Linked DNA regions of Homo sapiens: region 2 is linked to region 1. Evidence: read pairs that join two places in POLR2A ChIA-PET (ENCODE). Cell type or tissue: endothelial cell of umbilical vein. All regions are shown on one strand. Links, peaks and the distances in the headings refer to the core of each region. The heading gives the core; the rest is flanking DNA.

Region 1 (2,500 bases), core at 1-2,500:
GCCCATGATCTCACCACCACCCAGGCAGTGCTGACCTCGGCAGCGCCAGCTTCCCAGCCCAGGCTGACACATCTGTGGGTGGGGACTAGGACTCCCCTTCATCACCCTGCAACCCAAAGCCCTCAGCTTGTCCCCACCCTAATTCCCACACCATCTCCCCCACGCCCCAGCCTAGGCCCCATACTTGTGGCCCAATGCACCTCCAAACTGAGATCACACATCCTGGAAGGTGTCCTGGCAGGGGGAGGCCTCTGCCAATGTCTCCAGTGATTCTCCATCAACCTGCCTGGCTTGAGGCAATCCCATCTTCAGGGCCAAACATGGACCCATCAAAGCTGAAAAGGGCATCTGGATCCCTTCCCAACCTGCCCTATATATTTCCTCCACCTGCTCTCATCTTTGCTATCTACTCTACAGAAAAAGAAATATATATAGAGAGAGACACCATTGCCATTTGGTGAAGGAGGAAGACTTTTCCCACCCAGTCACTCTACGGTGCATGTGTGAGTTCCTTTCTCTAAGGATCAAAGCAAAGATGAGGACACATAGAGTGCACAGGGCTTCCCCTGAGACCCTCCAAACAGCGGAAGCTTGGCTGTCTACAGCGCTACCTCAGCCTCCACCTGAAGTTCCCCCTTTGGGGAACAGATGCTAGACCAACGTTGGAAAGACAAATGTAAGAGGGTCCTACAGACCATCCTATGTGGGCCCAGCTCCAGGGGCTAATGCTAGCCCTGTCACACAGCCAAGGGGTCCCCAAAAGGCACAGAGAGATTCTAGCTTGTCAAGGACAAGCTCCACAGGCCCTCACTGTCTGGCACTTCATGCTCGCATGTGCCCTGACAGGCCCAGCCAGGGGCCAGGCTAGACTGTGCAGTACTGGACCCAGGTGTGGGCCTGCCTTTGAGATGTGTATGAAGGCAGGATTAAGGATGAGGTGCCTCAGGGATGTACACATCCCTCTGCCTGGTCCCCAGGACAGTGGATCCCTTCCAGGACAGCATGGGTCAGGAGGGCACATCCAGCCCAGAGGAAATTAGGAGAAAGTGGAAAGGCCCCAGATCACTCCCATCAGCATGGCCCACCTTCTCCGCTGCCCCCTCTAGAAGAGCGGGAGTGAGGAGTGACTGTTCGTGGAGGACAGAGCAGGCCACAAGATAGGGGCCAGGATCGTCCCAGCCCATTCTGGATGTGCTGTAATTTCAAGTCCAGTGAGGTCTCAGGAAAGCCTTTTTGAACTGACCATTTTTCAGAAATTATCATCATTCTACAAACACAGTAATATGGTCATTTGTGTCAAATGTCTTGACCCCAGGGCAGTAAAAATGGGTGGGAATTCTTCCCCCTGCCTTTCTGTGTTTTCTCAGAGCACTCTTATCTAAGCAAGAAAATGGACTTCTGTCTTCTTTAACAATACCCAGGAAAAGAAGGGTCAACGAGAAATGTGCAAATATTCGAAAGGAAAACTTTCAGGGCCAGCATCTAATCGTCTCATCTGATTTCCTTCTCTGACCTTCACTGACTTGTGTTCCCAAGTTTCTCGCAAATCAGAAGTCTAAATATTATATGAGCTTATCTCCTCGGTACAACTGAGCAACAGAGCCACAAACACAGGAAAATGGGTGGGTGAGCTGCCAGGTAGCCGTTAGCCACGGGAGCTAGAACGTCAGCCAGAACTATGGGCCATGCGAACACGCTCACCCATCCTCCACCCAGGATGGGACACTAGGATATTCCCCATCAGTCAGCAACAGGCAGCTCCTGACGAACAGCGGGCCCACCACTAGATGGAGATGGGCACTGGAAGTTTGGGGAATGAATGAAAGGCAGGTGATTCCTAAAACTGCATTTAAAAAAAAAAGAGCATCCAGGCCGGGCCGTCATGGCTCATGCCTATAATCCCAGCACTTTGGGAGGCTGAGACAGGCGGAGCACCCAAGGTCAGGAGTTCGAGACCAGCCTGGCCAACATGGTGAAACCCCGTCTCTACTAAAAATACAAAAAATTAGCCGGGTGTGGTGGCAGGTGCCTGTAATCCCAGCTACTCGGGAGGCTGAGGCAGGAGAATTGCTTGAACCCAGGAGGCAGAGGTTGCAGTGAGCTGAGATCACGCCACTGCACCCCAGCCTGGGCGACTGAGTGAAACTCTGTCTCAAAAAAAAAAAAAAAAAAAAATCCAGAAGTTAAAGCAGATCCATTTCTATGTGAATAAAGATCCTGCCTCATGAAAAAAAACAAAACGGAACCTCTCACCTAATGGAAGCACATTACCTCTTCTAAACAAACCCTTTGGTTTGCAGTAGTGAGCCCTGGACGCGGCTGCCCTGCTCCAGACCATTTGTTTCCCCAGCCCCACAACCCTCTACCTCCCAAAGCCTTCCCTGCAGAAATGCCCAACCCACAGGCCTTTAGCAAAGCAACTCAGACTTCCACCAGATGCAAATTGTCACCAAAGCCTGCAACATAATCTCTACCAAATGTGCAAGATGCATTTCTTTTT
Region 2 (9,556 bases), core at 3,367-5,866, 160 kb after region 1:
AACAAATATTTTGTCCTTTTTAAAAAATGGGCTGGGTACAGTGGCTCATGCTTGTAATCCCAGCACTTTGAGAGGCCAAGCTGGGTGGATCTCCTGAGCCCAGGAGTTCGAGACCAGCCTGGACAACATGGGGAAACTTCATCTCTACAAATAATTTTTAAAAATTAGCTGGGCGTGGTGGTGCACACCTGTAGTCCCAGCTACTCAGGAGGCTGAGGTGGGAGGATCATCTGAGCCTAGAGAGGTCGAGGCTGCAGTGAGCCATGGTCATACCACTGCACTCCAGCCTGGGTGACAGAGTGAGACCCTGTCTCAAAAAAAAAAAAGTGTATGGCCAGTCAGTACATATTACAGAAGATGGGACCTGGAGGAAAAGGGGGCCCACGCCAAGAGCACCCAGTTTGTTTGACCACAAAGGATTTTTCTTTGCAGTAGGATTTGTCCCATAGGCAAACTTGGCTTCTCCCACCCGGGGAGTGGCATGCAGTATGCCCTCCCCCACACTGAAACCACGTTCAACCCACTGCTCTTTTCCTCTTCCTCTGGGTTACCTCCTCTTTTTCAGCACACCTACTTCAAGAATTTCCATCAGGAGGCCAGGCTGTACATACGAACCTCCCCAGGTTCTAACTGGAACTGGTTTTGCACACTTGGCATAGAGTCCCCAGAGCAGCCAGGTGCCCCTAAGCTCCGTTACACTTTGATGTTTTTTGTTTAATCCTCCTTTGAAATTGGAAATGTTTCCTGTAACTCCAGGTGTGTGTTTCAGTGTAAGATTTCTGAACCTGTCCCTGCAGCAAGATTTTGCAGTGTGAGTCACTGAAATTCTCATCTTTGCGTGGGAGCCTTGGGTGAATTGTGCTCTCAGTGGTGAGTGGGTGTGGCAAGGGATGACCAGGACACCATTCATTGTGGGCCTGAGTTTGGGGCACTCTTGGGTTCTCATGTCTCCTGAGGCTCACATAAGCCCCAGGTGACCAGCTTACCTGTGTTCGTCAAACATAAGAGTGTTTGACTGGACTTCTTTGAGGGATGGGGGTGCTGGCAGAGTTGCAGATAAAGACCGAGGACAGCAATGCATGGGTTGTTTTTTTGTTGTTTTTATTTTTGGAGATGGAGTCTCGCTGTGTCACCCAGGCTGGAGTGCAGTGGCTCAATCTCCGCTCATTGCAACCTCTGGCTCCCGGGTTCAAGTGATTCTCCTGCCTCAGCCTCCCAAGTAATTGGGACTACAGGCACACACCACCACGCCCGGCTAATTTTTGTAGTTTTAGTAGAGACGGGGTTTCACCATGTTGGCCAGGCTGGTCTCAAACTCCTGACCTCAAGTGATCCGCCTGCCTTGGCCTCCCAAAGTGCTGGGATTACAGGCATGAGCCACCGCACCCGGCCTGCATGGGCTTTTTGTAAACTTGGTTTTCCAAAGTCTGTATAAGGATTTGCCTGTAAGTCACATTGGGACATGCTTCACCAACAGAAAGGGAAATTGTTGTCATTCCCCAAATATTCCCCAACCAACCTTAATGGGGCTTCCTTAGTATTTACTCTGGGCAAATAATTGTTCTTTGTGGTTTCTTTTTTTTTTCTTTTGAGATGGAGTCTTGCTCTGTCGCCCAGGCTGGAGTACAGTGGCGTGATCTCGGCTCACTGCAAGCTCCGCCTCCCGGGTTCACTCCATTCTCCTGCCTCAGCCTCCCAAGTAGCTGGTACTACAGGCACCCGCCACCACGCCCGGCTAATTTTTTGTATTTTTAGTAGAGACAGGGTTTCATCATGTTAGCCAGGATGGTCTCCATCTCCTGACCTCATGATCCGCCCGCCTCGGCCTCCCAAAGTGCTGGGATGACAGGCAAGAGCCACTGCGCCTGGCCTCTTTGTGGTTTCTGACTCTTGTGAGACATTTGAAGATGGATCTGGATAAAAGGCCTGATGGGAAAGGAAGCTGGTCCAAATGAAGAGGACACAGGAGAGGAGATCTGGGTGGATTTCAAATACTTTTTCACTGAAGTAGTCATTCATTTATGGAGTAATTACTTACTAATGACCATCCGTCCAAAGCATGGATGGGGCAAAGGAGATAAAAGAATGACTCAGAGGTCCCCTGGACCTCAAGGAGCTTGTGCTCTGCTGAGATGGGAGGCAAACCCCAGATAGAGGAAGGGCAGAGAGTGTGGAGCATGGATGCTGGAGAGGACAGGATGGATGCGACACTGGCCTGCTCACGTGCTTGGCTTGCTCAGGGGTTGCATTTGCCATTTGCATGGGAGGAATGGGAGGAAATGGGTGGGGAAGCAGCAGGCTTGGCTTAGGCGATCACGACAGCATTCTAAGAGGGACTTGTACTAGCAGAGGCACAATGCACGAGGCTGAACTCGGGAAACTTGGAGAGATTGCATCTAAGGAGCAGACAAGGAGGAGGCAGGGTTCAGTGGTGTCAGCTGCTGTGGGATCCCAAGACATAAGGATTCAGCAAAAGTCTTAAGACTCACCACCCCTTTCGGGTTGGGAGAGATGCAGTGACGAGCCAGTGAGGACTTGGAGGTGGTTAAGACGCCAGCTCAGGGGTGAAAGGAAAGCAGAGAGCACCCTGAAGGAGCTGCGAGGTTGAAGAAAAAAAGGGTTCTATTTCTGGTTTTCTTCTGTTTGGATTTTTAGGTTAGGGAGACCTGTCTGTGTCTTCGCAAAGGTCAAAAAAGTGGCAGAGGCAGACCTGCATAGTCAGGAAAGAGGTTAATTAGTGGAGCAGGTTCTTGAAGGAGACAGGAAGCTTTGAAAGAGAGAGACCCCTGCTTCTTTATTATTGTTTTATACACTTTGTTTTAGAATAATTTTAGATCTACAGAAAAGTTGCAGAGATAGTGTAGAGAATTCCCTCATCCTCCTCCCCAGTTTCCCCTATTGTACCATCTCATATTACTGTGTTTCATTTGTCACAACTAGGAAACCACCGTTGGTACATTCTGTTAACTGAGCTCTGGACTTAGTCGGATTTCACTAGTTTTTCATGTAACGTCCTATTTCTGTTCCAGGGTCCTATCCAGGACACCACAGGACAGTTGTCATGCCCCCTCAGTCTTCTCTGGGCTGTGACAGTTTCTGTCTTTCCTTGTTTTCCATGACCTTGACAGTTTGGAGAGAAGTGCTAGGCAAGTATTTTGTAGACTGTGCTCAGTTGAGGTTTGGCTCATGTTTTTCTCAGGGCCTAGCACCAGTGAAGAAACGAAGAAATTTCCAGTAAAACAATGGGAAAAAATGACCCTTTTCCTCTCGGCCCTCTCAAAGGGATGGAACCATTTTTTGGCCAGATAGCAAAGGAGCTTTTCCCAGCAAAACCAGAATGTTTCCATTTGGCTTTTCTTGGAAACAAAAGAGGAAACCATGGGCAGGGCCGCGAGCTGGGAGTAGAAGCTATGGGCTCTCTCCTGCATCCCCGCATCCCCGCCCGACCAGCTGGGCATACTACAGGTTGCCATCCTCTCTCCAGAGCCCTGGGAACAGGGCACTGTCTCATTCAGCATCCGCATCAAACCTGCTCTGCTCCTGGGATGATAGGCTGGGGTGGGGCAGCCATCGAAGAAATTACATGGTCAGCATGCCGCCATATGTCTGTTAATTAACCTGGGTGGAAGCCATCGACCCCTTGGCCTCCCGGACTCCTATATTCTCATTTATGGAGTCCCTGAATAATTGACTTGGCACCCTCTTTTAAGGGTTAAAGCTCTCTTTTTTTCTTGCTCCTGGCCCCTCCCATTTAGTTTCTCCTATTATTAAAGTAGCTGAAGCTGGGCGCAGTGGCTCACACCTGTAATCCAAGTGCTTTGGGAGGCTGAGGCAGGAGGATTGCTTGAGGCCAGGAATTTAAGACCAGCCTGAGCAACATAGCGAGACCCCTGGCTCTACAAAAAAAAAAAAAAAAAAAAGGGTTTAAAATATTAGCCAGGATTAGCGGCATGCACCTGTAATCCCAGCTACTCAGGAGGCTGAGGTGGAAGAATGGCTTGAGCCCAGGAGTCCAAGGCTACAGTGAGCTATGATTGCACCACTGCACTCCAGCCTGGGTGACGAGAGCAAGACCCTGTCTCAAAAAATAAAGCAGCTGGGGTGAAAGCCGGATGGGGACAGGGGAGCCCCTCTATGCCACACCAGAAAGTGAGTTCTCCTAGAAAATACTTCAGAGCGCCTTAGATAGCGCTGCCTGACAACCATGAAAGGCATTATTGGGTGGCACTGGTTATACAAGTTTTGTGACCCTGTGACCCCAAGCCATTGTGACTCAGCCAACTGGAGCAATGTCTCCAACAGCGTTACAGAAAATGGGGCAGCTGATGGTTCACATAGCATCCCCCCCGGCCGGTGAACTCAGTCATTCTGTCAGAAAAGGCAGCAGGGTTCACTCCTGATTTTTGTCCAAGTGTTCCCAGTCATGCCCCTGGCCCTCCCTTTTCTCTGGGTTACTTGAACCTTTCTCCTCTCTTATTGTGAGTTGTTAAGCCTGTGAGACCGAGACCTATGGCAGCTTTTCCCATTTCTCCAGAGCCAGCTGCTTTTCCTTCCTGGTTGTAGTGAAATGTTGTAGCTTTGACAACCAAGCCGCATGATGTAAGGTTTAAGGTGGGGTCCGAATGCGGGGGACTCCCGACTCCGGGCTTGGCCTGGCCCTTGGCCAAGATAAGAGACCTGAGATGCTTCCTTTTCCCTCGTGGTTCCAGTTCTCCAGCCCAGCATCCTTCTTACCACCTGTGCACAGAGACCGGATCAATGACTGGACTTAACATATTGGCTCAGGGTCCTCGACATTGGGGCTCTCTATAAGATGGAAGGGGCCTTACCCCTGGAGGTTCCACTGGGGTACCCTGTCATTATCTGAGCGTGGAACATTCCCAGAGAGACGCAGCTCCTGCTCGTGAGAGGCTGCTGTGCAGAGCGTAGCTTTACCTCATCTTACAGCTTAGTTCCTTGGCAGACCTGGGATTGTTTTCGTTCTTTTCTGCGACTCAGTTTTCCCAGCAGATAAGGGGTGGGGTCATAACTTCACTCATCAGGGGAAGTAAGATGACTTGGGAGATAATTGCTTGATAAGCACAAGCCTAGAGCAAAAAGGACAGTAATGAGCACTGTCTCGCTATCTCCCTATGCGCGCAAGAGCATCACAAGACCAGGGCGAGAGGGAGGACCAGGGTGAGAAACAGGTTGTGGCTAAACGTGGACCAAAATTGAGCACCGGCCTACAGTTTTCAGGTTAACGCTTTTATGTCCAGGAGGCCAGCAGCTTCAGTCTTCCATTCCCAGGGGACTGACTGGGCCTCCCTGGGGTTGGGGTGGAAGGAGGGAAGGTATCACCTTTGTACTTTTTTTTTTTTTTTTTTGAGAGGGAGTCTCGCTCTGTCGCCCAGGCTGGAGTGCAGTGGCGCAATCTCCGCTCACTGCAAGCTCCGCCTCCCGGGCTCACGCCATTCTCCTGCCTCAGCCTCTGGAGTAGCTGGGACTACAGGCGCCCGCCACCACGCCTGGAGAATTTTTTGTATTTTTAGTGGAGACGGGGTTTCACTGTGTTAGCCAGGATGGTCTCGATCTCCTGACCTCGTGATCCACCCGCCTCAGCCTTCCAAAGAGCTGGGATTACAGGCGTGAGCCACTGCACCCAGCCCACCTTTGTACTTTTAATGCTCAGGGACCTGGGGGGGGACCCAGGCCAGGACTTGCCATGTACAGAGTCAAGACCGCCCAGTGTGTGCTTGTCTAGTCCCTTGTGTACGTGAATTCAAGCCACATAACTCTTCTAGCCCAGCACGCTCCCAGCAGGGCCCGCCTCCCCGCCTAAGCTAACTGCAGTGCTCTTGGTCGGGGAACCCATGGTCTGAATGCGAGTACCCTGCTGGGTCCAGGACGGTGGAGACTCACGCTTCTCCCCAACCAAACAGTGATCTGCTTGCTGCCTTTGGATTAGGCCAGGAGACCCTCCCTCACTGGCCTTTTATTAAGAAAGAAAATCAGACTCGTCTTTGAACTCAGAACTCTCAAGTTCATTTGAACTCTCAAATTCTTGTGCCTGTGTGAGTTTTTCTCCTCTGCCTTGTCCAGCCGCGGGGCATGTGGCGTCGTACAGTCCTTACCAATGTTTGGAGCTGCCTGCCCTAAGGTGCGGCTGAGAGGCTGAGAAGATGCTGAGTGACAGTCCACAGGCTGGGAGTGCAGGGCTGGTGGGGCTTCATGCTGGTAAAGTGAGGTGGTTCTCCCAGAGCCCATTTGGTACCTTCCTCTTCAGATGCACTTCTGATATTATCTTCTTTATTCTTTAGCCATACCTAAAAGGCAGGGAAGGGCCGCATCTCACAATCCCTGCTTTACAGATGGGAACACTGAAGCAATAGAATATGAAGCTAGACTCTGCAGCCCCTCGTGGTGGAAGCACACCTCCCTGGCAGGAGCAAATCCCCTTATGCTCCTGGGGGGTAGGTGAGTTTGTGACTGCTGCAGGCGGAGGTCTGGGTGGCCCTTCCCACTATTGCCACATCTGCTGTCCACCCAACATGCCCACACTCACTGCCATATCGTAAGGGAAAGGAGAGGAGGAAAGGAGGAAGGAAAGAGAGGCCTGTCCACACCATGGGCTATCAATAGCTCCTGGAGCCGAGAACCAAGGTCCCTGATGAGCGGGCTCTGACATAAGAGTGCCTCTGTTGAGGAGGGTGGACCAGCAAAACCTGGGCCCACCCACTCCTGCGTCCAGCCGGCTACCACACTGGAGGCCTGTGAGTCACTCCCCCGGCAAGCCCTGGTACGGGTGACGACGAGGGAGCTCAGCTGGCACTGGGGGGACTTGGCAGGAGGCCTCCTGCACAGCATCTAGTTCAGCAGTGCCAGCGAGGGGAGGCCCTGGCATGTCATTTACTGAGCAGCAGGTCTCCAGGGACATTGCAGCTGCCCTCCCTGGTGCATGTGTGTCCGGAACTGTGTAACCATCACCCAAGTCAACAGTTAGAATACGACACCCCCAGCCACATGGCACCTCCCTGAGCATAATTTCCTCCTCCACCTAAACATCACCACTCACCTGATAACAATGCTTTTCCTTTATCATTTATAGGCACATGTAAGCGTCTAGCTCTGTGTGCATCCCTAAACAGCATAGCGTTTTTAACTACATGGAATCATATTGTGTGTGTGCCTGTGGCTCTGGCTTCTTGGTTTAGCATTGTGAGATGCACTCATGGTGTTGCGTGTAGCTAGAGTTACTCGTTTTCACTGCTGTATAGTGTTCTGTTGCCTATAAAATACCCCTTCAGCCAATGGGCGGCAGGTAGGTCACTGTTTATTCCTCGCTTGCTGGTATTTTTAGTACCTGCATGAATCAAACACACCCCGTAATGGCATCTACAACTACCAGGCGTATATGAGGGGCAGAGACCAAGGGTGGTCACAAAGTCCTTTGCAAGTCTCACCCTTAAGCGCGTGGGGACTGTGTTGTTGCTGGCAGCCAGAATTAATGCTGATGTCCTGTATGTCTTGCAGCTTGCCGGGATTGCTGTCCTTGCCATTGGACTATGGCTCCGATTCGACTCTCAGACCAAGAGCATCTTCGAGCAAGAAACTAATAATAATAATTCCAGCTTCTACACAGGTGAGGGACGGGGAAGGCTCAGTGAATTCAGACCCTGGCTCCAACAAAGTTCCTGCAACTTTGGAGGCCCCATGTTGACCCAGGGACTTGGGCTTGGGAAAGACTTTTGCTCTAGCCACGCTGGCCAGTCGTGTCCCTTTCAAGTTGTGCAGTTTTTGTGTGTGTCGTTGTGCCTGGGAATTTGCGTTTAACTGATGTGGTTTCTTTTCCTGATGGCCAAGTCAGGCATGTTGATGGTTCTCTGATGTGATGTAGCCTCTGCCAAAGTTGTACTCATTCTTGAGGGTTTACGAACCTCTGTTCTCATCTCTGATGCTCTCTCCTGATTGTCTTCTTATCCTGCATCATTTCCTTAATTCAAAAAGCTTTGTCCTGGGGATCTGCAGTGCTGGAAGAAGATATAGACAGCTTTCCTCTTCACTGTTCAGATAGGGACTCTGAGACTGGGAAAAACATCAGCCTCCTGGAAAACACAGCAACAATAGGAGAGACTAGAATGGACTCTGCCCAGTCCTTTGGACCCCTGGTACTGGGGTAAATGCTGTAGTGTTTAGTTTTATTTGTTTGTATTTGACACGACTTTTGCTTTGGGAGAGAGGCTTCCAGTTTAAACCTGCCTGGGATCCTCTGAACATGAACAGACTTGGCAGGTTTCTTTCTACACTCAGGCTTCTTGGCAGCCTTGCTAGACCATTCTATCCCTCTCGTTGCCGTATCACCACGTCAAAGCTCCCTTCAGAGGAGGGGGAGCCTGGTGCCTGCCAAGTGCAGTTGCCCGCGTCTGCGTGAATTCAGACTCTGCGGCTGTACTCTGCCTGGCTTGGAGGTAGGAAACTTTTCATTTGTGAGGAACAAAGGAAACCTCCTATTTTTAGGATGACGCTGACATGTTGTCAGGCTCAAAATGTAAGTTTGGTCACTTCCTTCCCACCCACCAAAAAAGTTATTTTTACAAACGAGGGAGAAAACAGTTATCTCCCAGTCCCTCAGGGAGAAGCAAGGCTGGCCAGCCACGTAGACCTTCCCTTTCCCACCTCTTGAACTGGGTAGGGAGAGTCTTTAAAAACAGCTCCTTTGGTTGCGTAACATTTGAGCCCTGTGGATAGTTTTGCTGGGTTTACTGCTTTTTATTGTTAGCTGGGGTTTTTTGGGGTGTGTCTCTCTATTATCGGAAAGAAAGTGAGAGAAAGCACAATGTATGTTTAGAAAAAAAACTACACATACACACAGAGTTTTTGGGGAACAGGTTTCTATAGCGCCCTGACTTGTTTTGGCAACAGACCATTTTTTGGGAGTCTGTGACAGGCTTAGAATGCTGTCCTGCAGAGCAGGAGGGAGGAGCCGGGTGCGGGTGCTGGGGAAGACTCTCCACACTCCACGCCGTGTTCCAGAAGGGAGCCCTGTGCTGGGGGAGCAGGTCTGCCGGCAGGAGCAGGCACAGTCAGGCCTGCTTTCCTAAGCAAAAGCCCTGTGGCCGGCGCGTGTGTCTCCAAAGAGAGACTCAGTCCTCCCTTGTCCTGGCTGCTTCTAACAACCCACTTTTTCTTTTCTGTTACCCAAAGCCTCTATGGCTGATTCTTTATATTTTTAGATGTGGGAGTTAAGAATCTCATGGGTAAGAGGATGGAACTGGGAGGAAGACACTAACATTTTTATTTTTTATTTTTTTTATTTTTTTTTTGAGACGAAGTTTCAATCTTGTTGCCCAGGCTGGAGTGCAATGACACAATCTCGGCTCACCGCAACCTCTGCCTCCCAGGTTCAAGCGATTCTCCTGCCTCAGCCTCCTGAGTAGCTGGGATTACAGGCATGTGCCACCATGCCCAGCTGATTTTGTATTTTTAGTACAGACGGGGTTTCTCCATGTTGGTCAGGCTCGTCTCCAACTCCCGACCTCAGGTGATCCTCCCGTCTTGGCTTCCCGAAGTGATGGGA

Evidence for each region. ChIA-PET counts read pairs that join two places held together with the same protein. Peaks named below come from ENCODE experiments on the same cell type or tissue, not always from the same donor. Only the 100,000 strongest peaks of a DNase experiment are listed, where the experiment ranks them.
Region 2: POLR2A ChIA-PET joins it to region 1 with 5 read pairs; 6 of 35 experiments call an interaction of 5 or more read pairs at or near these places.

Annotation. Positions count from the first base shown.
Region 1 is chr12:6,065,981-6,068,480 of GRCh38, forward strand. The region is part of intron 10 of VWF (von Willebrand factor); the gene reads right to left. Among named protein-coding and RNA genes, the nearest start is that of SNORA120, 27 kb to the left of the region's middle. In endothelial cell of umbilical vein, for the core only: a CTCF peak has its summit at 1,782 (motif pointing right); a DNase peak (open chromatin) is centred at 1,561; H3K27ac peaks cover 2,500 bases.
Region 2 is chr12:6,217,914-6,227,469 of GRCh38, forward strand. It overlaps CD9 (CD9 molecule), which reads left to right. Exons shown (of 8, transcript NM_001769.4): 2 at 7,513-7,621. LOC105369625 (a long non-coding RNA gene) reads right to left here. Exons shown (of 5, transcript XR_001748979.2): 5 at 6,056-6,305. Among named protein-coding and RNA genes, the nearest start is that of CD9, 22 kb to the left of the region's middle. RefSeq lists enhancers at 36-1,235, 466-1,338, 4,978-5,531, 5,532-6,083, 6,084-6,637 and a silencer at 1,350-1,644. In endothelial cell of umbilical vein, for the core only: no CTCF peak of the experiment used is centred there; DNase peaks (open chromatin) are centred at 4,408 and 4,518; H3K27ac peaks cover 1,422 bases.